Regions from separate parts of the Homo sapiens genome. Here region 2 is linked to region 1. A link is a loop called in an ENCODE intact Hi-C map of the cell type or tissue named here. Cell type or tissue: A673. All regions are shown on one strand. Each heading gives the region's core, and the rest is flanking DNA. Links, peaks and the distances in the headings are about the cores only. Region 1 overlaps KIAA1217. Region 2 has its middle 35 kb from the start of PTF1A.

Region 1 (15,150 bases), core at 4,073-9,072:
CCAGGAAGAATCAGGTCACACAGACAAACTGAAGGATGGTAAATGCGGGGGATTTTATTGCCTCATCAAGGTGGCTCTCAGCAGGATGGAGTGGGAAGATGATCTTCCCCTGGAGTTCAGCCATCCTGAAGCCAATCTCCTCTCTCACCATTCCTAGCCAAACTCCTCTCAGCATTCAGATGTTCCTTCTCTTCTCTCCTCTGCTCCTCTGCTCTTCTGCTCCTCTGCTCTTCTGCTCATGGAGCCTGGGGCTTGGGGTTTATATGGGTACAGGATAGGGAGGCATGGCAGACCAAAAGGCAACATTTGGGCACAAAAACAGGAATGCCCGTTCCCATTTAGGGCCATGGGTTTCCAGACTTGAGGGTGGGGCTTTTGCCAAGGAACCACCCTCTTCTACCCAGTATTTCCCTGCCTCCTGTCCATGTCATTTGTACAAGAAAACATTTTTCTCCCAGTAAAGCTTATCAGTTTTCACAGAATAATTGTCAGCCCCTAAAGTATTTTTGGCTGTCTCCAGAGGTTAGTAGGTAAGAAGCTTGAAGATGAGGCCAGAGTTCAGCATTGAGCTGTCCCAGGTGACACAGACTGGTGAGGGCAGGCAGGTTGGCTGAACTCAGTCCCTGGAGCTTGGGGCCAGAGGAGGTTGCAGCTGTGTAAGCAGGTGGGCTTCAGCCCCTCAGGATAGCAAGTCTCACAGCCAGGGATGCAGATGCTAACATCTGTCACATTGTCTTCAGTGGTTTATTATCTTAGTTTCAGCTGCTGCAACCAATACCATCGACTTGGGGGCTTAAATGACAGGGATTTATTTCTCATAGTTCTGGAGGCTAGAAGTCCAAGAGCAGGGTGCCAGCATGGTCAGGTTCTGGTGACAACCCTCTTTCTAGTTGGTAGACCTCTGTCTTCTTGCTGTGTCCTCATATGGCAGAAAGAAAGCATCTGTCTCATGTCTCTTTTTAGAAGGACACTAATCCCATCACAAGGGCTCTACTCTTGTGACCAAATCACACCCCAAAGGCCTCACTTCCAAATACTATCACATTGGAGATTAGGGCTTCAACATGTAAATTTGGGGTTGGGGGGCACTCACATTCAGTTCATGGCACTTGTGAACTGAAGCCAAGTGTTGTAGGTCTTCTGTCGCCACAGCTGAGCAGGCTGAGATGAGCATAGCAAGTCCTCACTCTTTTTTTTTTTTTTTTTTTTTTTTTTTTTTTTTTTTTTGAGACAGAGTCTCACTCTGTCTCCCAGGCTGGAGTACAGTGGCCCGATCTCGGCTCACTGCAACCTCCACCTCCCGGGTTCAAGCCATTCTCCTGCTTCAGCCTCCCCACTAGCTGGGACTACAGGTGTCTGCCACCACGCCCGGCTAATTTTTGTATTTTTAGTAGAGACGGGATTTCACTATATTGGTCAGGCTGGTCTCAAACTCCTGACTTTGTGATCCACCCGCCTCGGCCTCCCAAAGTGCTGGGATTACAGGCTTAAGCCACCACACCTGGACAGCAAGTCCTCATTCTTTAGCAGCAGAACATTTTAGGGTCTCTTCTCTTTCTTTTGTGCATAACTTAAGTTTCTTCTCCTTAATGATAACATCATTGCTTTATTATTTTTAGAGCTTTATAGTTAACAGTGCTTTCAACCAGTTTGCTTCATTTGTGCTTCCTGGAGACCACTGTGAAGTAGGTGGGATGATTATTGCCATTCTGCAGATGCAGAAATTGAGGGTCATGGTTTAGTTGCCCCAGTACAAAGCCTGATGCTGGGTTAAGTAATTTATTCAAAGTAAAACAGCATCGAATGCTGAATCTACATCTTGAACCCAGGTCCTTCTGACCGCAGGTCCTTCCCATGGGTATTTAGAGATTTGCAAAAAGCACTTAGAGCTCCTGCCCATTAGTCTAGGCCTTCCTTGATAATAACCTTGTGGGGGAGACCTCTAGTGTGGCCAAGGATGTTAGGAGGTTGCCGTGGTTTCAGTGTGTCCCCCAAAGTTCATGTGTTAGAAACTTAATCCCGAATGCAACAGTGTTGAGAGTTGGGACCTATAAGAGGTGACTAGGTCATGAGGCACAACCCACAGGAATGAATTAATTCTGTTATCTTGGAAGCACGTTCCTAAGAAAAGAATAAGTTTGGGCCCCCTCCTCTGTCACTCACACACATGCTCCCTTGCCCTTCCACAATTCCACCATGGGATGACACAGCAAGAAGGCCCTCGCCAGATGCTGGCATCTTGATATTGGACTTCCAGCATCCAGAACCATGAGGAATGAATTTATTTTCTTTATAAATTACCCAGACTGTGGTATTCTGTTATAGCAACATGATACGGACTAAAACAGAGGCCATCTGTGTCTAAAGCAACTTAAAGCTAAAATTTGCCAAAAAGGTTTAATCCAAGTCTTCATTTTAATGCATAAGGAAATTAAGGGCCAGATAAATGCCTAAGTTACAATGAGTTTGAGGCAGGGCCTGGGCTAAGAATTGGTCTCAGACTCTCAGCCCAGTGCTCTCCAGATCATTGAGCCTTACCTCTCCCTCATAGAGTGGCAAGATAAGATGCCCCACTCGTACCACGGCCAGCCATTATGGAAACTTTCAGGGTAGACCTTGTATGAAGGCCAGCCCCTGCCCACTGTAGGTAGAGGAAGACAAGACACTCAGAAGCATCCCTCAGCTGGCTGCCTGGGCCTGGAGTAGTACGAATCACCTTGCTTTGGATGCAAGCTGGTCAGAATCTGTGAGTTTCTACACTCTGGGCCTGTTTCCTATGGAAGAAAAGGGAGAATCAGAAGTGCATTCTGGACTAGCTTCAATAAATCATCTTATGTCTTATCCCACCTCTTTTCCCTATTAAAATTCTTACCTTTGGCCGGGCCCAAGCTTGAGAAGGCCACTCCTAAAGCAAGGCCCCTTTGGACTAGGGCCTGGGCAAGAGTTAACTGGCACCTGCTATGCCAGCACAAAGCTTAATTCCCCTGCAGCAGCACACCCGCAGGCAGCTATTGAAGCAAGGATGGAATGTCTTACAATACAAAGCCTTTGTAATAATGAGAGGGAAATAGAAACCAGAGGTTTGCAAGCTCTTTTTTTCTTGGGGGGTTCTGAGTATTTTTGTTTAACTTAAGTTTCGTGTTCCAAGGAAGGGGCGTTTTAGTGAAAATTGTGAAGGGAAACCCTGCCAAACAGAAATTCCTTATAGGATGAGTATTTTCCTCCTTTCAAGGTGTGAGAGCGACCAAGAAGCAATAACGCATAGGGGAGTCGGGGTGATAGATTGGAATGCTCTTGGCTGGAGTGTGATTGGTGTCTGGAAGTGAGTCCCAGCAGGTTGGCTGGTGAGGCCATGTGAGCATTGGGCCTGTTCCAGGGCTGTGAAGTGTGCAGGCTTGCTTGAGGCTGTAGGCACCACTGCCTGAGCCATGCACGTAAACTCCCCAGACCCTAAGAGTAGTTTACTGTCAGGGGGTAAGCCCCCAAATCAAGCAAGCTGCACAGAGCCAAGACTCCCAAGAACCAATGCCTTCTTCCAGCCTTTCATTCATTCATTCTGTAAGTGAAAACTCAGCGTGGATGTGGATGAAGATATTCATGCCTTTGTGATCATTACATTTCAGTGTGTGGGTGCAAGGGGAAGGAGACAGATAAGAAGTGAGCAAATAAGTAAAGTATCTAGTGTGTCTAGGGGTTTTAAATGTTATGGAGGCAAAAATAAGCAGAGTTCTCAAGGAACTGGTCATCCCGATGTCCATGGGCTGCACTTGGTTGGGGCAGTTCTAAGAGTATCTGTCACACTTGCAGAGACGACCTGGGTCAACTCTTCCCAGGCACTTTGTAGAACACCGGGCAGGGATACTTCAATTTCACTCTTTGTTAACTGGGAATGTGGAGGCTTAGGAAAGAACTCTGAGATTTGTGAATGTGATACCAGTCCTCCTATAGTTAACCAATGTGTTTGTTCATTCTCATACACTCTTGCATTTGTATGAGAATATTAACTATTTCAAAGCTCTCATAAATCTATTGCATCATTTTAGTCTTATATCAAAGTAGGAAGGGTGGATATTGAGACACAAAATTGAAGATCAATGACTGTGCTGTGGCATGGGTTGTCCAGTCAGGACAGTGGCCATACACAGTGGTTGGCCATAGTGAAAACTGGCTGAATAGTCACCCTGTATATGACAGGTTTGCTTTGCAATTTGTTTTTTGTTTGTTTATTTTTTGCATTGCAATGGCAAGGTCATAGAAATAATCTTGTCACCCTTCAAACTCACTACTTTGAAAGCCAGCACTCCATTGTATGCATATATATACACATACACACACAAAGTGTACTTGTTTTGTTTTTTTAAAAATCAGTCTCCTTACTTTGACCCATGAGAACAGGAGCACACAGGAGTTCAGACATATCCATTGGCCACATAGTACCTGAGATCTGTGAATGAGATCACAGTCGTCCTATAGTTAGCCAATGTGTTTGTTCATTCTAATACTTTCTTTCTTTCTTTTTTCTTTTCTTTTCTTTCTTTCTTTCTTTTTTTTTTTTTTTTTGTTTTTTTGAGATAGAGTCTCACTCTGTCACCCAGGCTGGAGTGCAGTGGTGCTATCTTGGCTCACTGCAACCTCCACCTCCTAAGCTCAAGTGATTCTCGTGCCTCAGCCTCCCAAGTAGCTGGGACTACAGGCGTGTGCCACAAAACCCAATTAATTTTTTGTGTGTTTTTTGTAAATACGGAGTCTCAGCATGTTGGCCAGGCTGGTCTCCAACTCCTGGCCTCAAGTGATCTGCCCGCCTCGGCCTCCCAAAGTGTCGGGATTACAGGCATGAGCCACCATGCCTGACTTAGCTTTCATTTGATGAGAATATTAATTATTTCAAATTGCTCATAAATCTGCATTACTGTATGTCAGATATTGGCTTTAGCATTTTTCTCAAGTTATTTCATACAACAAAGTATAATATAAACATCATTATTACTATGTCATGAATGAAGAAAGTGTACATGAAACATGCCTAAGGTAATATGCCCAAAGTCTCACAGATAGTAAGTGTTGAAAATGAAGCTTACGCCCAGTTCTTTCTCTTTCCAGAAATTATACTTTCAACCACTATCCTATATTCACTATAGGATTACTTTAGATTCTAAGATTCCTTAGGAAATTAGAAATTCTTAGAATTAGAAGCTGTTGGGATATCACCCTGAACTCTTTTTTGTTAAATGTTGCTGCTTTTTAGTTTATTTACCCTTGAAGGTCTTTGAGGCTTTATATTTTATTATTGTTATATCAACTATAATTCTTAGTGTGACTTATAAAGTCTCACAAGGCTACGTAATTTTATTCCATCTTTAAGTATTTTAAACAGTTAGAAAAGGAATTATATTACAATTAGATTTCTCAATTTAGTAGCTCTTTTTTTTTAACCCAAATAATCAGAAATTACTTTGCTCCCCCAGTTACTGACAGACTGTGTATCTTTAGGATATAATTACTTTTTTTTTTTTTTTTTTTTTTTTGAGACAGACTCTTACTCTGTCGCCCAGGCCGGAGTACAGTGGCACAATCTGGGATCACTGCAACCTCTACCTCCCGGGTTCAAGCGATTCTTGTGCCTCAGCTTCCCGAGTAGCTGGGATTACAGGCACACGCCACCATACCCGGCTAATTCTTTGTACTTTTAGTAGAGATGGGGTTTCACCATGTTGGCCAGGCTGGTCTTGAACTCCTGACCTCAAGTGATCCACCCACCTTTGCCTCCCAAAGTGCTGGGATCCTGTCACGCCCGGCCAAGATAGAATTACTTTCAAGACTATTTCCCAACGTTTGGTCTTGTTATATTCTTTAGTTTTGTGTCATGAGGCTACTAATTTTTTATTCCTCAGTGGTAACTTTATGAAATCTCTTAGACTTGCAGCAATCAAGCCTCTCCCTTCTATCGTGGGCTTTAACTATGCAAGCAGTCAGCCCATTACAGTTTTTTCACAGACTGGTTACATTCAGCCCGAGTTTGAACCAGGGCCATTTGGGGGCATTTGGAGAGGATGAAGATGGACCAAAAGCAATCAGTTGACCTGTGTCTTGTTTCCTCTTGAATTTGGGATTTCAGCTGCCTCCTTTGATTATGCTGGAGACTGTATCATACTCGCTAGGTTCAGGGCACCCCCTTGTGGTGCAACTCGAAACGTAATCAACGTGAGGAAACAGAATGATGGCCAAATGACGAGGAATGAAGAGGCCACGCATGTAGATATGATTTTATTGTTCTTCCCATTTTTAAAACTCTCAAATCAAATCTCCTGTTTTTCTCCTGTTGTTTCAAATTTATCAGTAGTTATTTCAATGCTAAGTGGTTTTTTTTTTTTGGAGGTAGAAACAAATCAGAAAAGCAAGCACAAATAATTTAATGCTACATCTCGGGAGTTTTTAAAAAAATTTTATTACAAAAGTAACCATGGATATTCTAGGAATGTTAGAAATAATAGACTAAGAGTAGGAGAATTATTTACAATCCCATGACCCACATAGAATACTTGTGTTAATATTTTGGTGTATATCCTTCTCCTATTTTTTTCTAGGCACATAGACTCAAAGGAAAGAAACCACATGCCACAAGCACATGCCATTTTTTTTTCTTATTTATGTTATTTTATTTTTTGAGACAGGGTCTAACACTGTCACCCCGGGCTGGAGTGTAGTGGCGCAATCACAGGTCACTGAAGCCTCAACCTACTCAGGCTCAGGTAATCCTCCCACCTCAGCCTCCCAAGTAGTTGGTACTGCAGGCAGACGCCACCATGCCTGGCGAATTTTTGTATTATTTGTAGAGATGAGGTTGCAACATGTTGCGCAGGCTGGCCTTGAGCTCCTAGGCTCAAGCGATCTTCCCACCTTGGCCTCCCAAAGTGCTGAATTTACAGGTGTGAGCCACAGTGCCCAGCCCATTGTTTTCTAATATGATTTTATCCACTTAATTATATGTGTGAACTTCTTTCCCTCCTGTTACATGATAGCTACTTCATCATTGCATGTGGTTGCCTGGTTTTGTTGGTTCCACTGTGTGTGGGCAAATACCATATCATGCAGGGCCTCCTTGTAGATAACTGTAGATTATTTTCTTGGGTTCTTTATTAGAAATAGAATGGCTGGGCCAGGGGCGATGGCTCACGCCTGTAATCCCAGCCCTTTGGGAGGCCGAGGCGGGAAGATCACGAGGTCAGGAGATCGAGACCATCCGGGCTAACATGGTGAAACCCCGTCTCTACTAAAAATACAAAAAATTAGCCAGGCGTGGTGGCGGGCGCCTGTAGTCCCAGCTACTCGGAAGGCTGAGGCAGGAGAATGGCGTGAACCAGGGAGGCGGAGCTTGCAGGTTCGGGCCACTGCAAGATCGGGCCACTGCACTCCAGCCTGGGCGACACAGCGAGACTCTGTCTCAAAAAAAAAAAAAAAAAAAAAAGAAAGAAAGAAAAAGAAATAGAATGGCTGTATCAAAAAGATATGCAAAATTGTCTTCTTGTTCATTTGTTAAAATAGAGCATCTTTTTGAGAATGCAATTTTTTTTAAATCTGCAAGTTCCTAACATTTGCATCCTTAGTCTGTGTTAGGAATTGTGTACAGTGTTTCACATGCCTGGATCTCACTTCATCCTCCCAGCAACCTATTATGATCCATTGCCACACCAACTTGCTGATGAGGAAAGTGGGGCTTAAGGAAATTAAAGAGCTGTTGTGGGACTTCCAAAGCAGAAGACAGTAGGCTTTCAGAAATTTGATAAAAATAGCACTTTGCATTTCTTGAATCTTGAGCTAAATGGAAATTAATACTAAACATTCTCCACTGGTAAAATAGAGAATAAGGATATTAACAGTAAAAGAAAAGAAGAAGAAAAGGAAATGTGCTTCCACAGATTTAGAAACATAAGTAACAATCTAAGTTAAGGCTTTGGCGATTAGATCTTCATGTTGGAAGATATGCTGGATGGCTCAGTGATTTGCTGTGCAATTACAAACCCGAGACAATTTGTAATACAAAGAGCTTTTCATGAGATCTTACATTTTTTTATGAATATATTTTCGTTTACCATGGTTAGTCTCCTAACTGGTTAAATTGCTTCCAGAGAGTCAAAATTTGACTCTATGTAAAGTGACATCAGAAAGTCTCTAATTTCTGGGCCGGGCGCGGTGGCTCACGCCTATAATCCCAGCACTTTGAGAGGCCAGGGTAGGCAGATCACTTGAGGCCCGGAGTTCGATACCAGCCTGGCCAGCATGGCAAAACCCTATCTCTACTAAAAATACAAAAATTAGCCAGGCAGAGGTTACAGTGAGCTGAGATCATGCCACTGCACTCCAGCCTGGGTGACAGAGTGAAACTGTCTCAAATTTAATTAAAAAAAAAGAAGAAGAAGAAAAGAAAATCTTTAATTTGTGAACAAAAGTGGAACTTTGGGTGAGTGCTTAAATTTTAGCAGCCTCCAGAGTTTCCTGATGTTACTCCCTAGAGATCAACAATTCACTTTTTCCCTCCTTTACTGATACTTTTCTTTGTGCCTTGTTATAGAATTATATTTATTATAGAAAACCCTGAAATAGACATAGCAAAAGAAATAAAATAAATATCGCTTGTCATTCAGACCGTTTGAAGTACTGTACGTGTGTCATTCATTTCTGGTTCTCTCCACTACATTTGCTCATTGTGTGGTTACCCAATATTTATTATTCTTGAGCAATTCTTCTCAGACTCATCAGCATTAGGAAAGAAACTCTGAACCCCTTTCCCTTCCTGCCACATTTAGCCTTTCAAAGAGATCTCAAGTGCCATTTAGTACAACAACAATGTCTGAAGTTTCTTTTTGCCATTTTCTTATGATAGCTGATGAATTTATTAGGAGTCTCTGAAATAATAAATGCTCTTCTGTTTAATTTTTACAGTATTATTATTTTTGCCATTCCTTGAGGTAGTTGAGTCTTCCTGTTTTCTCAGTAACATTCCTTTAGTTTTTTGTGGGTTTTGTTTTTGTTTTTTTTTTTTTTTGAAACAGGGTCTTACTCTGTTGACCGAGCTGGAGTGCAGCGTGCAGTGGCACAATCTCAGTTCACTGCACCCTCCACCTCCTGGGCTCAAGCAGTCCTCCCACCTTAGCCTCCCAAGTAGCTGAGACTTCAGGCGTGTGCCACTATGCCCAGCTAATTTTTGTATTTTTTGTAGAGATGGAGTCTCATTGTGTTGCCCAAGCTGGTTTTGCACACCTGACCTCAAGCACTCAGCCCACCTTAGCCTCCCAAAATGCTAGGATTACAGGCATGGGCCACCGCACCAGGCCCATTCTTTTAATCTTGATCTAACCTCTTTATATGTGATAAACTACTGATTATCATTAGCATAGATAATCCAGAAGTTCACTGAAAACACTCAACTCTGGTCTCATCCACTTTTTTTTTTTTTTTGAGACAGTGTTTTGCTCTTGTCGCCCAGGCTAGGGTGCAATGGCGCAGTCTTGGCTCGCCGCAACCTCCGCCTCCCAGGTTCAAGTCATTCTTCTGCCTCAGCCTCCTGAGTAGCTGAGATTACAGGCGCCCACCACCACGCCCAGCTAATTTTTGTATTTTTAGTAAAGATGGGGTTTTGCCATGTTGGCCAGGCTGGTCTCGAACTCCTGAGCTCAGGTGATCCACCCGCCTCAGCCTCCCAAAGTGCTGGGATTACAGGCGTGAGCCACCGCACCCAGCCACCCGCTCTTATTTTTTAAGAACAATTTTCTATCGTATAGTCAAAGCCGTAAATCAAGCTTGTAAATGCTCCACGTTGATTTAGCAGGTATATGTGAGAGGCCTAATAAAATCCAGTTTTCTTTTTTATTGCTCTTATTGTTGGGCTCAAAACTTTCCACACAGATGGAACCTACTGAGAAGCGAAAAAAGGTTCTCAGTGAGGTTCATTTTGTAATCCTGAGAAAACTTATGTGTGATTATAGGATCCTGAGGCCTAAAGTTCGTGAGCTTATTCCATTGCATCTTCTGAGAAGGGCTTCCTACGTCTCCAGCATCCCGGGGCCTTCCCTGCTCTGATGGTGGGAGATTCTTCCAGCTTCTAGGTTTCCGTGACCTTAGTTAGCAAAGGCAGGAAAAGATGTAACAGGTAGACTAGGGGTTTGCTCCACAGTTCGGAGGCTTTGAGCAATTGTGTGTTTCTCTTGCCTGCCTGCCTTCCTTCCTTTCTTTCTTTCTTTTTTCTTCCTTTCTTTTTTTTTTGTTTTGTTTTGACAGTGTTTCTCTCTGTTGCCCAAGCTGGAGTACGTTGGTGTGATCATAGCTCACTGTACTCACTGCACCCTCGACCTCCTGAGGTCAAGCAGTCCTCCCCCCTCAGCCCCCTCGGTAGCTAGGACTACAGGCACTTGTCACCACACCAAGCTAAATTTTTTCTTTCATCTTTTGTGGTAATGGGAGTCTCCCTATGTTGGCCAGGCTGGTCTTGAACTCCTGGCCTCAAGCGATCCTCCTGTCTCAGCCTCCCAAAGTGCTGGGGTTACAGGAGTGAGCCACCTCACCCATCCTCCCCTACTTTCTTGACTTTCAGATGATATTTGTCTAAAGCAATGGCTGTAGCGACTTTCCTTGCCCCCGTTTCTCCATATTTCATTTTCTTTGTTGTAAGTTCCTCTGATGAGGGTCACCTAGCAGAGAGTGGTTGAGGTCTCTTTGTCCCTCCTGGCAGACTCACTGGGACTCCGGTCTCTTCCATTACCACTTTCCATTCCTGGTCCTCTCTGAAGGGCTGTGGTTGTCCTGGTTCTCCTCCCGCAGCCGGTGTTACTTATCATCGCTCTGTGATTTTCTGTGCTTTTTTTTTGTCCCCCTTTTCCCTGTCCATAGCAGCTCTTCAAATCTATCATCCTGTTTTTATCTTACACTTTTATTTACCATGCATCTGCAGGGCTTTATTATTTGTGGTCTACTTCAGGGTATTTCTTTCACAGTTGATGAAGCCTGTAAACTTCAGAGCAGAGAATCAGAGGGCCCTAAGCAACCCTCACCTTTCTGGTGAGAATATATTCACCTAGAAAAGGGCTTTTATGAGGTCACTTTAGCTAATTGTTTTTCTAATAGTGTCACTCCCTTTTTCTCTTCAAGGTCTCTTCAAGTTCTTTTATTTATTTATTTATTTTTTTAACCCCTATGTGCATCTTGGGTAGAATATTTTAGTACAGTTTTTGTCTGGAGACCTGTTGTTTGGCTTTTTGGCTTTCGAGTGTAGCCATCTGTGTTCAAGTGTTCTTTTTCTTCTAGTGGAAATTTGTGTCTGATGTGTGGGACTAAGTTCTAAGTAATATACACACATATATATAATCTATACACAATGGTGATATGGATCATGGATATTGTATAATTCAATCATGACGGTACTTAGAGGCTCCTATATGTTACTAGTCCTTATGGATATGTGTATATGCGTGTGCAGTAAGATATGCAGCTATGGCACCCCACTGGCAGATATTGGGCACAAGAGGAAGTCACTCTTCTTGCATGAGGATTATAGAAATTTTCATTTTTTAAGTCACAAAAAAATATTTCACTGCCATGTTTTTTTAAAAAGTTAAGTTGCTCAAAAATGAGTCGGATGCAGTGGCTCACAAATGTAATTCCAGCACTTTGGGAGGCCGAAGCAGGCAGATCACTTGAGGTTAGGAGTTTGAGACCAGCCTGGCCAACATGGTTAAACCCCATCTCTACTAAATATACAAAAATTAGCCAGCTTTGGTGGTGGGCGCCTGTAATCCCAGCTACTCCGGAGGCTGAGGCAGGAGAATCGCTTTAACTCGGGAAGCAGAGGGTGCGGTGAGCTGAGATCACGCCACTGCACTCCAGCCTGGGCGACAAAGTGAGATTCTGTGTCAAAAACTAAAAATAAAAATAAAAATAAAGTCAGTGGCATCAATGAGAATTAAAATATTTAAATGCTTGCACAGTAAGCATTGTAAACCAAAGGCACACTCCAGGGTCCACCAGGTTCAAATATTAGAATTTGTGCCCTGAATTACAGTGTGGATCTTCTGTTCCTGCATGTATTCACCTTGGGTGTGCCCTCCTGCATGGCAAAGCATGGGCAGAGAGCACTGCACTCACAGGCCTGCTTTCGTGGAGCAATCTAGTGGCCAGTGAGCCCGGGGCCAGTGACAATCAAGATGGCAGCCTCAGACTGCATTCTGGCTAAGAAAGCTATTTCATTTGGGTTGGGCAGGCTCTAGTAAGTTCCCTGCAGCTCTGGGACAACCTCAGGGATGGTGGATTAATATGACACATTCTCCAATGATACAAGGTGAATTCAGAAGCGCCTATGGCAGGGTATTTTGGGGCAAACCCATTGCTAGTTAAGGCTTCAACATGTCTTTCTAAAATATAAGGATGGAACTGTCATCATTTTTCTTTCTTTTCGGGGAAGAGGAGTTAACCGTGCTACATTTTCATCATGAATAAATAGGTGGTCCATTTGGTCAACCTATTCTTTTTCTCTTCATGTTTTCACCCCTTTTCTTTCCTATTTTTTTCTTGTTTTCTCCTGGTCCACAGGCTTTGAAGGGCATGCTGATCTCTCTTCAGGCAGAACTTGACATTCAAAGGTACTTGATGAAAATTGAATCGTCTCAGCGAGTTAGTACTCTACCTGTTCTTTTTCTGCATCGAGTTGCACCCTCATCCTGCACCTTTCCCTCACCTGCAAGTGCCATTCTAATCAGTGTCAGCCACTAACGCCTGCACTTTTCGCTGTTTACCCCAATCCCTGATTCAAAACTATCAGAGCCAAGTGCTTGTAGCATTCTGAAATATGTGCATTTCTAAAAATTATGAGAGTCAGTATTAAAATGAACACTAATTGCATGCTTGCTTCGAAATATTTAATTTGCTTTCCACAGATTGGATTGTGGAATCAGCAGTAATGCAACCACAAGCTGGAGATCTTTGAATAATTGTTTGAAAAGTGGGCATCTCTAAGCAGAGATCCTATCCTTGCCAGCTTGCTCCAGCAGAATACTCATGGCAGTAAAACAGAAGCCTGAATCATTCTGACAATCCCAAAGCTATGTCATTCTGCTTTGCTCAGTTCCAATGTGTCCAATGTTGGGTCCAGATCATTTTACTTATATACATTTTAATAATGATCATAATGGAAATAAACACATTTCTTTAGAACTTATATACACCAGGCACTGTTCTAAGTGCCTTACAAGTATTAACTTCTCACAGCAACCCTGTGGGGGAGGTATACTATGATCCCCATTTTACAAATGAGGTGATTGAGGCACAGAGAAGTTAAGTAACTTGCCCAAGGTCACACAGCTAGGTAATGGTTGTGCTTAGGAAATGTTCGGCCATCTGGCTTTGTACAAAAGTGACCTCCTTCCCATTGGTCAGTCTTCAGTGACCATGCTTATCTCTTTACCTTCCCCTTCTTAATAATCAGTCTCATTGATCTCTTTTTAGGGTAACAAGCTCAATTTAGAAAGTTCCTGCCCAGACAAATAAACATTAAAGTTCAAGTTTAGACACTAAAGAGAATTTTCATGTCACACATCATCCCAATTCTGATGAGTGTTTATCCTTAATTTTATTCTTAATCATTTTCACATTCCTAAAATTCATGCAAAATAGAGGCATCTTTATTATTTCCGTGCGCATGTATTGTGCACTAAGTTAAAATGCAGAAAGGGAAAAGAAGGGCATAGTGAGCTCTTCCCTACAACTTCACACCCTGCCATTAACCTTTATTCCTACTTTCAGAATAGAGATTTGACATTGCCCAGTGGGATTTTCCCATCATAAGTAGTACTGAGTTTGGGATTCCCTCCCGCTATTCTTTTTTTCTTCTGCTTGAAACAAATAAATCTTCAGTACTGACTTTCCTTTTCTTTCTTTTTTTTTCCATATCAGCAAATAATTGGATATCTGAAATTTTTCTTGAAGTGCTTTTTTGGCATTTACAAGCATTTTAAATTATAATGCTGTTTTTCAGAGATGGAATAGGATGAAGGTTAAGGTTGGAAATCGAAGGTGATCTTCCCCCTTTAGTGAATGAGTAACTCTCAGATCCTCTCCAGATGTCAAATTCTGTTTTGAAATTGGATGTAACTATTTACCTATCTCACAAGACCAAGATGAAGGCATGGTGGATCCATTAAAGGTTTGTTTGTACCCTTCTCCTCTCACATAGGATCCCAGAAGCTACGGGACTTCCCAAGAACAGTAGGAAGCTGAGCCATCTAGAATCACCCTACTGAGAGTAACACCAGCTTACTACCTAAGGAAAGCTAAATGGTTGGCATCTTTTATAATTTACCAATTGCTGTCCCATGCAACATTTTTCCAATTACTTCTCACTTTATCAAGTAGATATTCTGATTATTTTATAAAAGTGAGAACCGAGGTTCAGAAAGGTTTCATATGGAGTTGCACCGTGAGTTCATGGCAGGATTGGAGTCTGCTTTTCATAAAATAACCTGATAAAAACAGTAAGTTCTCTCATTATAAATTTTGTCTTCTGTCCATCTCTTCAAACACTGGTATACTTTCCTAGAGCAGGACTAGAGGAAAATCAGAATCTTTGGTGCAGAAAGCTAGTTAGAACTTTCACTATGTGTGTGTGTGTGTGTGTGTGTGTGTGTGTGTGTGTGTTTTCATTTGAAAATCATTCCAGTGAAATTGGGCAGGTGGTAGTGGTGGTTGTTTTGGACTGGCGGGAGGGGGAATGTGTTTGAAATTAACAGTGAACGCTATTCCCAGGATGTATGGGGAGGGTCTGGCCATAAGCTCTGAGCCTTGGTGACCCCAGGAACCCACAAGAGTCCCTCTTGCCCAGTTCCCTGTGGCCTTCTCCACTGTGGGGTGATGAGGACATCATAAGCTCTCCCATGGCACAGCCCATACCCTCACTGAGGGTGAGGGCCTTTGCTAGCAAGGAAAGCCTCTTTGGTTTGGCAACAATGCAATTAAGTTTTAGGGGTACGATTCCGTGGCTTGGGATCCCACATCCTCTCCATAAAGCACTGAAGCCTAGGTTGCAGAGATGAGCTTAAAAATGGCTTTTGTTAAGAAGGCCTTCTAAGATGTGTACTTAGCACCATGTTTTGCTGGTTGTATTTTACT
Region 2 (15,150 bases), core at 5,675-10,674, 1.2 Mb before region 1:
ATCGGTGATACTACAGTGGTGAAGAGGATTGACTTTACATTCAGACAAAAACTGGCTTTTTTGTCTGGGGCCACACCACTTGCCAGCTGTGCAGCCTTAGACAGGTCCCTTGGGGGATAAAGAAGACTGACATTGACCCTCCCCGGTCTCATGGTATATAGCAGCGTGGCTAAAAGTTAAGCCTCTGCAGGCAGCAGCTGTCTGAATCCTGGTTCTGCTACTTATGGACTGTTTGACATTAGGAAAGGGCTTTAACTTCTCTGTGGCTCAGTTTCCTTGTGTGTAAAATCAGAGATGACAGTAGCCCCTGAAACCTACCCCAGAGGGTTATTGGAAAGAGTCTAGAATACAATGGATGACTTTTGCACAGCATCTGGCACATAATAATATCTAGGACTCATTCTATGCCTATTATTCAAGTTGAAATAAAATATAATTTGGACGTCAAACAGGATCTTTCTGGTCCATTTCTATTTTCTCAGATGGAGAAAATGAAGCTCAGAGGAGTTAGGGATCGGCTGAGGTCCCACAGCTAGTTCCTGTCAGCTTGAGGAGTGGGAACCAAATAAGAGCGGCCACTAGTGTGCCTTCTCTGGTGCTTTGCGCCACATTGTGATATGGAAAGCAAGAATTCGTAAACAGGAATGGCTTACATTCCTTCGGCATGCTTTCACTCCGCAGAGTCCCACGACAGTTCGTCCCAGTGGACGGTCTCGCAGCAAGTGATAGGCTCCAGTCACTGCTCTGCATGCGAATTTGCTCCAGGCCATGATAAGGTAGGTGTTACCCTAAGGTTCGGGGACTTTGCAGATGTCAGAGCCTTGGGGTGCAAAGCTCTGTTTGCTCTGCTCACTGCTGAGAAACAGAAGCTTGTCCACCAGGAGAGCCTGTCATCATTTTCCTTTAGGGACCTGATCCATTACTGTGGCCACCACTAAATCAAAAGCTCTAATTGTCTGTCAGAGAGTCTTCAGGGGGTGATGGAGGGTGGGCATGGTTAGGAGGTGCAAGTTGCCTGGCAGCACGTAACCCTTTCTGACCCGCGCATCTTTTTGCTGTTCACACGATTTGTCATCTTGCCTAGAGCCGGTTGGGGCACACCTAACCTTGGTGCCTGCTCGGCCTTGGCCCAGCCCAACAGCAGGTGCAGACATTAAGGAGTTTCCTGTGGCTGGGCACTGCCAGCAGCCTGGATGGACGAGAACTTGAGCTGGAGGGCTTCATTTTCCATGAGACTCTCTCCCATTTCTTTTGCTTATTCTGTTTCATTTTGGAATGACTCCTGGATTTTTTGTCACTGAGATGAACAACAAATACATTTCCCCAGAAGCAATAAATACAGTTTTCCATTGAGGATAAATCACCTGGGTTTCCAGAAGATTATCCAAATGTAGGAATACAGCCAACAAGATTTCTGGAGATTCTTCTTGATCCTATCTCACTAATGTTAGAATATCTAGGAATGTGTTCTAAAAACCTGTAAACCACTAGACTTGTTCATCACTGGCAGCCCTTTTCTTTATGGTTACAATAACAAAAAGTACTAGGACTCATATTTTGATAAACTTTTTAAAAAAGTTTCCCTTTTTCAAGACCCTTTGGAAGAAAATTGGTTGTAGGCTGGGTGTGGTGGCTCATGCCTGTAATCCCAGCACTTTGGGAGGCTGAGGTGGGTAGATTGCTTGAAGCCAGGAGTTCAAGACAAGACTAGGTAACATGGCAAAACCCTGTCTCTACTAAAAATACAAAAATTAGCCAGGTGTGGTGGCATGCGCCTGTAATCCCAGCTTCTTGGGAGGCTGAGGCACAAGAATTTCTTGAACCCGGGAGGCAGAGGTTGCAGTGAGCTGAGATTGCACCACTGCACTCCAGCCTGGGTGACAGAGCAAGACTCAGTCTTAAACTCAAAAAGAAAAAAAAAAAGAAAATAGGTTGTAAAAAAAAACCCATATATATACACATACACTTAGATATTATATATAATATGATATGTAATATATGCTAGATATTATATATAAGATATGCTAGATATTATATATAATATATGATAGATATTATATGTAATATATGATAGATATTATATGTAATATATGATAGATATTATATGTAATATATGATAGATATTATATGTAATATATGATAGATATTATATATAATATAGTATATGATAGATATTATATATAATATAGTATATGATAGATATTATATATAATATAGTATATGATAGATATTATATAATATAATATATGATAGATATTATATATAATATAGTATATGATGGATATTATATAATATAGTATATGATAGATATTTATAATATAATATATGATAGATATTATATATAACATAATATATGATAGATATTATATATAACATAATATATGATAGATATATAAAATATAATATATGATAGATATATAAAATATAATATATGATAGAATCATATATTATATATATCTATATATATCTATTGCTATATATATCATATATAGATATATCTATATATGATAGATATGACATGATTGTATATCTAGAAAACCCCATCGTCTCAGCCCAAAATCTCCTTAAGCTGATAAGCAACTTCAGCAAAGTCTCAGGATACAAAATCAATGTGCAAAAATCACAAGCATTCCTATACACCAACAACAGACAAACAGAGAGCCAAATCATGAGTGAACTCCCATTCACAATTGCTTCAAAGAGAATAAAATACCTAGGAATCCAACTTACAAGGGATGTGAAGGACCTCTTCAAGGAGAACTACAAACCGCTGCTCAAGGAAATAAAAGAGGATACAAACAAATGGAAGAACATTCCATGCTCATGGGTAGGAAGAATCAATATCGTGAAAATGGCCATACTGCCCAAGGTAATTTACAGATTCAATGCCATCTCCATCAAGCTACCAATGCCTTTCTTCACAGAATTGGAAAAAACTACTTTAAAGTTCATATGGAACCAAAAAAGAGCCCGCATCGCCAAGTCAATCCTAAGCCAAAAGAACAAAGCTGGAGGCATCACACTACCTGACTTCAAACTATACTACAAGGCTACAGTAACCAAAACAGCATGGTACTGGTACCAAAACAGAGATATAGATCAATGGAACAGAACAGAGCCCTCAGAAATAACACCGCATATCTACAACTATCTGATCTTTGACAAACCTGAGAAAAACAAGCAATGGGGAAAGGATTCCCTATTTAACAAATGGTGCTGGGAAAACTGGCTAGCCATATGTAGAAAGCTGAAACTGGATCCCTTCCTTACACCTTATATAAAAATCAATTCAAGATGGATTAAAGACTTAAACGTTAGGCCTAAAACCATAAAAACCCTAGAAGAAAACCTAGGCATTACCATTCAGGACATAGGCATGGGCAAGGACTTCATGTCTAAAACACCAAAAGCAATGGCAACCAAAGCCAAAATTGACAAATGGGATCTAACTAAACTAAAGAGCTTCTGCACGCAAAAGAAACTACCATCAGAGTGAACAGGCAACCTACAAAATGGGAGAAAATTTTCGCAACCTACTCATCTGACAAAGGGCTAATATCCATAATCTACAAAGAACTCAAACAAATTTACAAGAAAAAAACAAACAACCCCATCAAAAAGTGGGCGAAGGACATGAACAGACACTTCTCAAAAGAAGACATTTATGCAGCCAAAAAACACATGAAAAAATGCTCACCATCACTGGCCATCAGAGAAATGCAAATCAAAACCACAATGAGATACCATCTCACACCAGTTAGAATGGCAATCATTAAAAAGTCAGGAAACAACAAGTGCTGGAGAGGATGTGGAGAAATAGGAACACTTTTACACTGTTGGTGGGACTGTAAACTAGTTCAACCATTGTGGAAGTCAGTGTGGCGATTCCTCAGGGATCTAGAACTAGAAATACCATTTGACCCAGCCATCCCATTACTGGGTATATACCCAAAGGACTATAAATCATGCTGCTATAAAGACACATGCACACGTATGTTTATTGCGGCATTATTCACAATAGCAAAGACTTGGAACCAACCCAAATGTCCAACAATGATAGACTGGATTAAGAAAATGTGGCACATATACACCATGGAATACTATGCAGCCATAAAAAATGATGAGTTCATGTCCTTTGTAGGGACATGGATGAAATTGGAAATCATCATTCTCAGTAAACTATCGCAAGAACAAAAAACCAAACACCGCATATTCTCACTCATAGGTGGGAATTGAACAATGAGATCACATGGACACAGGAAGGTGAACATCACACTCTGGGGACTGTTGTGGGGTGGGGGGAGGGGGGAGGGATAGCATTGGGAGATATACCTAATGCTAGATGACAAGTTAGTGGGTGCAGCACACCAGCATGGCACATGTATACGTATGTAACTAACCTGCACAATGTGCACATGTACCCTAAAACTTAAAGTATAATAATAAAAAAATAAAAAAATAAATAAGATATTATATATAATATATGATAGATATTATATATAATATATGATAGATATTATATATAATATGATATATGATAGATATTATATATAATATGATATATGATAGATATTATATATATGATATATGATAGATATTATATATAATATGATATATGATAGATATTATATATAATATGATATATATAATAGATATTTTATATACTTTTTTTTTTACTTAAAATATCTCCCTCACCCCCTTCTTTTCTCTTAGGGCCCTTCCCTCTGTTGGATTTGAGATCAACTTCACAGTTCAGAGTTGATCGCTAAAAATACATTAAAAGGGCAAACAGCTGAATATGTCTAAGTTTTTGATAATTTTTTAAAACAGTCCCATTAAAGGTTGCATTGGAGAGAAAAGAAGCAGTAGAGGGGGAAAGACTGAAGGTTGAGGAAAGATGGGAGTGGGTGGGCCAGAGTCGGGCTTGGGGAGGCTGAAGCCGGGGTCAGGGACTGGCCTTGGAGAGGAACAGAGGTTTATTCTCCTGAGCTGGGAGGGAAGGAACGAGGTGAGGATGTGGAACTGATGAATGTGTTGGCAAGGAGGTAGGAAGTTAAGCCAAGTAACTCAATCGCCTCAAGTTTCACCGTGTTGAGGTTGAGGCAGATTCTTGAGAAGCAGTGAAAGCAGGTCTGTTCTGTAGCTGATGGAAGGAAAGAGGACAGGGGTTCCAGAGGCGTGCAAACGGCTTTGTTCATTACAACAGAAGTTCCTATTACAAATCTCACCCTAGCCAGGCACGGTGACTCATGCCTGTAATTGCAGCACTTTGGGAGGGCAAAGCAAGTAGATTGTTTGAGCCCTTGAATTCGAGACCAGCCTGAGCAATGTGTTGAAACCCCATCTCTACAAAAAATACACAGAATTTGCTGGGTGTGGTGGTGCGCACCTGTAGACCCAGCTACTTGGGAGGCTGAGAGATGGGAGGATTGCTTGAGCTCAGGAGATTGAGGCTGCAGTGAGCTATAATCACACCACTGCACTCCAGCCTGGGTGACAGAGAGAGACCCTGTCTCACAAAAACAAACAAACAAAAAATCTCACCCTCACAGTCCCATAAATTACAGGCGTGTGTGGAAATTGGCATGACCACCTTGGGGAAGTATTAGGGTTGCCACAAATCCTTTTTTCCTTCTCCTATTTGGAATTAGGCAGAGTCTAATTCTCATTCCTGTGAATCTGAGCTGGCCTAGGTGACTTGTGTGACAAGCAGAACGTGGCGGAGGTGACGCTGCAAGCCTTCTGAGGCTCGGTCAGCAGCAGCCTTGTGGCTTCCCCCTCCATCTTCTTGAACACTTGCTCCAGGGGGAGCCAGCTATGCTGTAAGGTGCCCCACCATCCTGAGATGGCCACGCTGGAGAGGCTTCATGGAGGACGATCTCGGCAGTTCCAGCTGAGCCCAGCCTCACAGCTGTCCCCGCTGAGGCACCAGGTGTGTGGGTGAAGCCATCTGGTACCCTCCAGATCACTTGATAGCCAAATACTTAAATGATCTTAGTCTGAGCCAAGGGGAGAGAGGAACTGCTCAGCTGAGCCTGCCTGAATTTGTAGCCCACAGAATAGATGTAATAAAATGGTGGTGGTTTTAAACCACAGAATGTTGGGGTGATTTGTTAGGTAGCAATAGACCACCAGAACAAGTACCAGCCACCAAAGCTGAATGTACCCAGATCCTAGGACCTATGCATCCTACTTCTGGATAAATATCTCACAAATATTTGTCTCTATGTGCACCAAGACACAACAAGAAAGGTCATAGCAGCGTCATATTCATAACGGCACCAAACTGGAATCAATGTAAAAAAAAAAACCAAGATGAGAACGATCCATCTGCTGGGCTAGACTGCATGGAACAGGAAAGTCGCAGAGGGTAGGAACGAGAGAAATCTGGAGGGGCCTTTGTGACCTAATTAGGAGCATTCCCAATCACTCGGCTGTGCGGTGCTGATGATGACGCCCACCTTCACCACTTCCTCCACCCACACTGCACGTGTGAGCCGGCCCTTCTCCAGAGCCAACCCCATTTTCCTCCTATGTATTTGTTCTGGTCAATACAAGCTTACAGCGTGCCAGGCACTGTGCCTGTTGAAAAGAAAGAGAGAGAGGATGGAAGGAAGGAAAGAAGAAGGAAAAGGAGGGAAGGAGAAGGGAGGAAAGAAAGGAAAGGAGAAGGAAAGAAAGGAAGGGAGAAGGAAAGAAAGGAAAGGAGAAGGAAAGAGAGGGAGGGAAGAAAGGGAGAAGGAGCGGGAGGCAGGAAGGAAGGAATTAAGGAAGACAGGAAGGAAGGAAATAAGGAAGACAGGAAGGAAGGAAATAAGGAAGACAGGAAGGAAGAGAGGAAGGGAGGGAGGATGGAAGGAAGAGAAAAAACAAAAAGAGAGGAAAGGAGGAAAAGAGGGAGGAAGAAAAATAGAAAGGAAGCAGGGAGGGATGAGGGGAGAGAAAGAAAGGGAAAGAAACCAACTAGCTATTAAAATATCTTTCATTTAGGAATCACAGGCCTGTGAACAATTCAATACAGCAAAACAGCAGTGCTGTGCAGGTCTGCGCACTTCTTTTGTGTGGATCAAAGGATTTTGCCTTTAATGCACAACCTGTCTTCTCTACCAGACTAGAAAGGAAACTCCTTACCACTAGGGACTTTTTACTGATCTTAACTTCCTGCAGTGTCCAGCACAAGGCCTTGTGCATGATAGGTACTTTCAAAACATTTTTAAAAATGGAAGAACTACATTAAACGTGAGCGACCAACTCTCAGGTGGTTGGGTTTGCGAGGTCACCCACGAGATGACCTTGAGCTGATGCGAATGGTCCATCTTGCTGCAATCAGCAGAACTCAGCCTCTGAACGCCCTCACTGCACCGCCACACTAAGCACACTAGAGTCAAGGACTATGGGCAGCCAAGTGCGTCCAAAAACAAATGCCCCTGCCTGACGGCCCATGACTCTGTCATCATAATGAGCGGTGAGCTCCAGGCACCGGATGGTCCCGTGTAATTAATTATGCAGCGTCGTAAAAAGGCAGGCAGGAAATGTCCTCTGGTCAACCGGGGAGGGCAGAGTCCTGGGGGCTGAAGAGGGTCCCGCAGGTGGAAATAAGCACCCAGGAGCTTTGGGGGATCTTGCTACACTTGCTTCTGTTGTCCAGGGGGTGGGCTCCCTAGACACCTGAGAGGCACAGCATTCTTGTGTCAGGACAGGGCTGAGCTGCAAAGCCCCTGTCGCCTCCCACAGCAAGGGCAGGTAAACCTCAGTGATCCATACCCCACCGACCAGCTGTAGTTTAGAAATTTCACACACACGCGCGCGCACACACACACAGAGTTGGAATGCAAAGTATGCATTAACTTAATGTGGTTTTAAAATTATTAAATATCCCTTATCAACCAACTAGAAATGTGCAACTAATATTAGCGGTGGGAGGAGGGTTCTCGAATTCTAAACGGTAGATTCTGTTTGAGGTGTCTAAACTAAGACAAAAAATTTCACATGTGTGACTCATCCAAACCATTAGAGGGCGACCTTCACCTTTACAAGTCTTTTGAGCAATTGTGGGGGGTGGTGGGGGAAGGCAAGATCCTGACATGTATTGAATGGACTTTGTGTTGTAGACTAAGGCACTATGGAAGAAAAATGGTAGCTACCAAAATTAATATACAAATATTGCTAAAATGCCATATCTATTTTGCATAGAGTGGAACTGAATCAATTGTATCTCTTGAATTTTGCTTTAGCTCTGCCTAAATTGACCTAAAGTCCTCAGTCAATTCCTTCATCCTTGGAATTTAGCCAAGGATTTGTGTTAACAGACTGTTTCGTTGCATTTTTCTATTTTCCAAATAAGTGAGTTGATGCGCGACAGGATTGTTTATGAGGGGGGGATGAGTTCTGCAAGAGCCCACCAGAGGGAGCCAAATGACTGCTTTAGAACCCTTCATTCACTGCTGCTTTGCTTTTCCTCTTTGGGAAGCTGCTTAATCAAACCCATTGAACACCCTTCCCTCCCCTCCCACCACCCGAGACACTTAAAAAATTAGAAGTAATCCTAGCACCAGAAATGCACATTCCGTATTTTCTTAGCCCACAGACTATGAACAAACAAATAATACTGCTGTGGCGAGGTATTTTAACAGTGTGAAAATTGCCCACTTAATAGGGAATAGAATAATTAAAGAGATCTTGGCTTAGGAAAAAAAGTGAAACGGCGGACACACAGTGAGAAAAAAATCCGGTCAAGTACAGTGACCTGCCAGGGGATGGGAGAGAATTCGAGAACCAATTAGGATTCTAAACAACTTACCCAACTGAACAGATCACTTTTCTCCTATTTTCAACGAACATTTCAAGCATCTGCTTTCAAAGGAGCCTTGACAGTGACTGTTTCTTCTTTCATTTTTTATTTTTATTTATTTATTTATTTATTTTTTTGAGACGGAGTCTGGCTCTGTCGCCCAGGCTGGAGTGCAGTGGCGCGATCTCGGCTCACTGCAAGCTCCGCCTCCCGGGTTCACGCCATTCTCCTGCCTCAGCCTCCCGAGTAGCTGGGACTGCGAGTAGCTGGGACCACGAGTAGCTGGGACCACAGGCGCCTGCCAACACGCCCGGCTAATTTTTTTGTATTTTTAGTAGAGACGGGGTTTCACCATGTTAGCCAGGCTGGTCTCGATCTCCTGACCTTGTGATTCGCCCACCTCGGCCTCCCAAAGTGCTGGGATTACAGGCGTGAGACACTGCGCCCGACTGTTTCTTCTTATGCTGTGATGGGGGTTAGCTCTGCTAGGAAGTTTCTAGACGAACACATCCTCCCTGGTTCTGTGCTGCTTCAGACCTATGAGACCCTCTGTTCAGATCAACAGCATTTGCCCACTGGCATTTGCCATTATTGGCATTCTGAAGGCCAGGATCTGCTGGGAAAATGGTGTATCTGAATTTCAGCCACGTTCTTAAAATATCCATCCTTGGCTGGGCGCCGTGGCTCAAGCCTGTATTCCCAGCACTTTTGCAGGCTGAGGCCAGGAGTTCGAGACCAGCCTGACCAACATGGTGAAACCCTGTCTCTACTGAAGATACAAAAATTAGCTGGGCGTGGTGGTGCGTGCCTGTAATCCCAGTTACTCGGGAGGTAACTGGGATTGAGGTGGGAGAATCGCTTGAACCTGGGAGGTGGAGGTTGCAGTGAGCCGAGATCGTGCCACTGCACTACAGCCTGGGTGACAGAGTGAGACCCTGTCTCAAAAAAAAAAAAAAAAAGAAAAAAAATCCAACCTCTTTCTTGACACTCTTACCTTTCTACCCACAACCTGAGGGGCTAATACATCTTTCCTCTTATGTGGCACACACTTTGTAATATATTATAGCTCCAATTCAATTCCATAGTTATTTTTAATCTGACTTTCCTATTAAACTGTCAGTTCCTTGAGAAAAGAATTTTGTCTTAATACTCTCCCTAGCCCCAGAACCAAGCAGGATGCAATGCACACACTAGGAGTAATTCAATGTTATGGATAAATGATATCTTTATGAACAAGGTGTAAAATAATAAATAAGAACTAAGAGACAGCAGGTATTTACATGGTGCCAGTCTCGGTCTAAGCACTAGATGTGTTCACTCATTTCATCTGCAGAAATGCGCTGTGAAACAGGGGATAGGCACTACAAGTGTCTACATTTTTAAATTGGCAAAACTAAGGTGATGGATGAGGAGGATTAAGTAACTTGCCCAGGGACACGAGTAGTAGAAGCTGAGACTGGGGTTTGAACCCCAGGAGCCTGATGCCAGAGCCTATGCACACAACCGTAAGACCATAAAGAGCCACACCAGAGAATGGAGACAGGATGGTTATGCAGGTCACAACCTGCTTAATGACTATACTCAAAGTGTGCTGATTAATTCACAACCAATAAAATCTTGACTAGAGTAACATGTTACTTCCCTCAATGTGTTAGGTAGGGCAAAAAGCTGAGCTACTGGAACAAGAGAACACCCCTTCCAAATATAATGGCTTAAAGACCAAAAAGCACGCGTTTTTCACTCAAGTAATAGTCTGGGGTGTGTGTTCTGTGTCAGTGAGCAGCTCTGCTCCGTGTGGTCATCCAGGGACTTGAGATCTTCCATCGTGGAGCTCTGCCATCCCTGAGGGCCTTTTCTCTGTGTGGCTGGGGCTGGGCCATACTGTGTCCAGGCTGCACCCAGCAGGAAGGCAAAAGAGACATGGGGAAGGCACACTCACTGTCTTGACGCCTCATCTTTGGGGAGAACTTAGTCATGTAGCCACATTTAACTGCTGGGAAATGAGGTCTTGCTGACTGGAATATTATTTGGCAAAAAAGGAGGAATCAAGTACTGATACATCCACAGTGTGGGTGAACCTAGAAAACATTAAGCTAGTGAAAGAAGCCAGTCACATAGGACCACACACTGCATGATTCTCATTATATGAAATGTCGAGAGGAGGCAAATCTACAGAGCTGGAAAGTAGATTAGTGATTGTCAGGAGCTGGGGGGATGAGGAGATTGGGGGTGACAGCCAAGGTGTGGGGTTTCTTTTGAGGGTAATAAAAATGTTCTAAACATGATTGTGGTGATGGATATAATATATTGCGAATCTACTAAATATACAAAGTCATTAAATTTACACTTCAACTAGGTGATTTGTATGATGTGCTAATTACACCTCAATATAGCTGTTGAAAAGTCATCATCAGCTAGAACAACAGGCTCAAATCAACCCGATGAAATGTATCATAGCTCCAGGGAAGAGCCAGCGGTGTCAGCGAAACTCCATTTCACAAGAGCAGGATGGGAGAGACATGGCTGAGCAGACCCCAGTGAGCTGCAGAAGGATTTTGGCATGTCATAAGCTCAGGGCAAGCTGCTGAAAGAGTTAAAGTCACTGAATTCAAGATTGTTCTCTCGCAGTTTAACTTCCAGGGGCTGTCAGGAGCTTTAGAGAGTCAATAAAGCTCCAAACTCACTATTAGGAAAAATAAACATGAAAAATTGACATCTTAACGCAGTGACTGCCAAGGATTCAGTGTCAGAAGAGTCCAGCTGGCCTCAGATTTTTTGACTCAGGGCTTCTGCTCTCAGGCCTGGCTGTGACTTTTTTTTTTTTTTTTTGAGACTGAGTGAGACTCTGTCACCCAGGCTGGAGCGCAGTGGCACGATCTTGGTTCACTGCAACCTCTGCCTCCCAGGTTCAAGCGATTCTCGTGCCTCAGATTCCCAAGTAGCTGGGATTACAGGCATGTACCACAACGCCTGGCTAATTTTTGTATTTTTAGTAGAAACAGAGTTTCACCATGTTGGCCAGGCTGGTCTCAAACTCCTGACCTCAGGTGATCCACCTGCCTTGGCCTCCTAAAGTGCTGAGATTACAGGTGTGAGCCACCATGCCCTGTCCCCTGGCTGTGACTTCAGCCCCTGGAGTGTGCCCATCAGGGACAGTGGAGATTAGAGTGAGAAATTTCTTTAGTTTGGGGCTTTTGGGGTTAGAAGCGTGGGGCAGGGTAGGTATGTCTTGGTGACAAATGGCCAGGGTTCCCGAGGACACACCAACAAAAAAAGAAAATGAGGCTGGGGGGAGCCAGAAATCAAGCCTCAAGAGAAGGAAATCAAAATTGCAGCAGATACAGTATCTCTAAACACCTCCCAATCATGCTTCCTTATCTCTGGCTTTCAACACCTCCTAAAACGTCAGTTTTACCTTCTGCCATTTGCACTCCATCCCTTACCAAAAATAACCTGAGGAGGACAGAATGGAAAATGTGACGTATAATTATTGCTCCGACTAGGTTTAGATTTTACCTTTGAGCTACCTGACAGAAAGACAATGGGATTATTTAAATAATTCTCATTTTCAGAAAGAAGAAAACATACCAAATTCTTAAGATATAAAAGATCTACTGACACAGCAGCTAAACAAAATTTTGACATGAATTTATGTTTTAAAGGATAAAATCTAGAAATGGAAAAGCATTTTTGATAAAGCATGGCTTTATGATTCATATGTATTGCTCGGAAGTTTCTGGTGCTTTGATTAGTTCTACCAGAGAGCTACATATATTGGAAATCAATGTAAACAACTTAATTTTCCTATAATTCAGCCAACCCCACCCCTGCATCCAGCAATTATTTATGTCCCTGGTAGGTTGTAGCACTGAGGTGACCGAAGGAAGGTATATTAGAGGATGAGAATGGTACTTGCCTTCAAGAAACCTAGTTGACAAGTCGAGTTTGAGACCAGCCTAGGCAACACAGGGAAACCCTGTCTCTACAAAAAATTAAATTAAAAAAAAATGGCAGGGCATGGTGGCACATGCACCTGTGGTCCCAGCTACTTGGGAGGCTAAAGTGGGAGGGTCACTTGAGCTCAGGAGTTTGAGACTACAGTGAGCTATGATCACACCACTGCACTTCAGCATGGGTGACAGAGGGAGACCCTATCCAAAAAAAAAAAAAAAAGAGAAAAGGAAAGAAAGAAAGAGAGAGGAAGGAAGGAAGGAAGGGAGGGAGGGAGGGAGGGAAGGAAGGAAAGGGAAAGAAACTTAGCTGGGAGGCAAAACACATGAAATAATTTGAAATGGGAAATGGCAGAAACTGAACTACTGCTGTGGGTAGCAGTTAGTCACCTTAGCTTAGTAGTGGAGGATTCCAGGAGAGATCAATAAGAACCACAATTGTAAATAAAGACCCAGAACAAAGGTCTGGAGAGCCCATCTCAAGAATTTGGACCAATCTCCTTCATAAAGAGGGCATGAGGCTCCCACTCACCCAAGAAAGGCTGGTCCTGTGCCAACAAGGCCAGAGAGCTGAAACAGCCAAGCCACAGGCCTCATTACAGGACAGCCGTCCCCCACAACAGATGCAGCCCCACCCAAACAAGAGAGTTTGGGGACAAAGGAGAGCTAAATCTCCTGGCCATCCCCGATCCCCCAGCCCCATTTCAGCATCACTGGGGCCTCAAAGGGGCCAGGTGGCATTGGGGGCAATTCTGCCATCAGCCCCTGGGAACTGGCATTTTTAATCTGCTCAATTAGGAATGTAAGGACATCTCACTTCCATTTGCCAGGCTGGCAGGGAGGGTGTGCCGACAGCCAAATGCGCTTAGTGTTGCTGAGCAAAAGTGGAGGAAATTCAACAGAAATGCAACCTCCGGCCGGGCTCGGCAGCTCACACCTGTAATCCCAGCACTTTGGGAGGTGAAGGTGGGCAGATCACCGAGGTCAGGAGTTCAAGATCAGCCTGGCCAACATGGTGAAACCCCATCTCTACTAAAAATACAAAAAATTAGCTGGGTGTGAAGGCAGGTGCCTGTAATCCCAGCTACTTAGGAGGCTGAGGAAGGAGAATCTCTTGAACCTGGGAGGTAGAGGTTGCAATGAGCTGAGATCACACCACTGCACTCCAGCCTGGGTGACAGAGTGAGACTCCATCTCAAAAAAAAAGAGAAAAGCAACCTCCTTCAGAAAGAGAGCCATTGGCTGACAAAACACCCAGAGGCGCCCAGCTCTCCTTTCCAGCCCTCCATGTTTGACCATGACTGCAGGACTGTGACGGTCAAGGGTGTCTCTCTTTTCCTCACTTCGAAATCAGGATAATAATAGACAGTGATTGCTTTTGCAAAGATTAAGGCAATGCCTGTAATGTGCTCAGGCCCGATACCTGTATAGAGAAGGCACAAGTTTAGCTGCTAGGACACGGCTGATTTCTAGCATTTTCGTTCTTCCTTCTGGCGTTTTTAGTCCCTCCACTCCTGGAGGCCACATTCAGACTAGGTCTCTCCTGGGATGCAAGGAGAGAAGGTTCAAATACACTACCGTGAAGAATCGCTCTGCATATCAGTGTCTCAGCAACAAGTCAAGCTGTTGCCTGAAAATGTCTGGAAGTTCATGGAACTTTTTCATGAAACCCAAGGGTGTGGCTTCTGGGATTGCAATGTGCAGCGGCATCATTTACAGGGCTCGCTCACCTTCTTTTGCTCTGTGCCTCACCAGGAAGAAGTGGGGTTGTGGGGGAAGCTGTTTTTATACCCTGGAGGCTCAATCTGTCCTCCCCTACTTCCACTCCTGGCCTTCTCTTTCTTTTGCAGCTCACAGCACATGAATTAACCATCCCGTTACCCAAGGTCTGTGCCAGGGAGAATAATGGCCCCCAAATATGGTCACGCTCAAATCTCTGGAACATGTGACTATGCTAGGTGACAAGGCGCAGGGAGATTAAGGTTGCAGATGGAATTCAGGTTGCTAGTTAGCTGCCTTTAAAATAGATTATTCTGGGTGATCCTGGGGGCGCTAAGAAATCACAGCATTCTTAAAAGAGGAAAAGGGAGGAAGAAGGAGATGTGAGTGGGGGAGAGATAGTCCAGGGATGCAGTATTACCGGGATTTGAAGATGGAGGAAGAGGCCACAAGCCAAGGAATGTGAGCGGCCTCTAGAAACTGAAAGACAAGGAAACAGATCTACATGGGTCTCCCCTAGAGCCTCCAGATAGAAAGGCAGCCCTGCTAACACTCAGTTACAGTCCACTGAGACCCAAGTCAGACTTCTAAAATTAATAATTTTTTATTTTCCTTTATTTGTTTATTTATGTATTTATTTTTGTAGAGACAGAGTCTCACGTTGTTGCCCAGGCTGCTCTTAAAGTCCTG

Evidence for each region. Peaks named below come from ENCODE experiments on the same cell type or tissue, not always from the same donor. Only the 100,000 strongest peaks of a DNase experiment are listed, where the experiment ranks them.
Region 2: it touches region 1 in a loop (4-fold over the local background); 9 of 110 quality-filtered maps call a loop at or near these places.

What each region holds. Positions count from the first base shown.
Region 1 is chr10:24,354,540-24,369,689 of GRCh38, forward strand. All of the region lies in intron 2 of KIAA1217, which reads left to right. Among named protein-coding and RNA genes, the nearest start is that of MIR603, 86 kb to the left of the region's middle. RefSeq lists enhancers at 5,970-6,049, 6,080-6,139. In A673, for the core only: a CTCF peak has its summit at 6,180 (motif pointing left); DNase peaks (open chromatin) are centred at 6,172 and 8,722; H3K27ac peaks cover 2,527 bases.
Region 2 is chr10:23,150,162-23,165,311 of GRCh38, forward strand. No RefSeq gene overlaps it. Among named protein-coding and RNA genes, the nearest start is that of PTF1A, 35 kb to the right of the region's middle. RefSeq lists an enhancer at 7,124-7,313. In A673, for the core only: a CTCF peak has its summit at 8,346; DNase peaks (open chromatin) are centred at 8,040 and 8,420; H3K4me3 peaks cover 834 bases.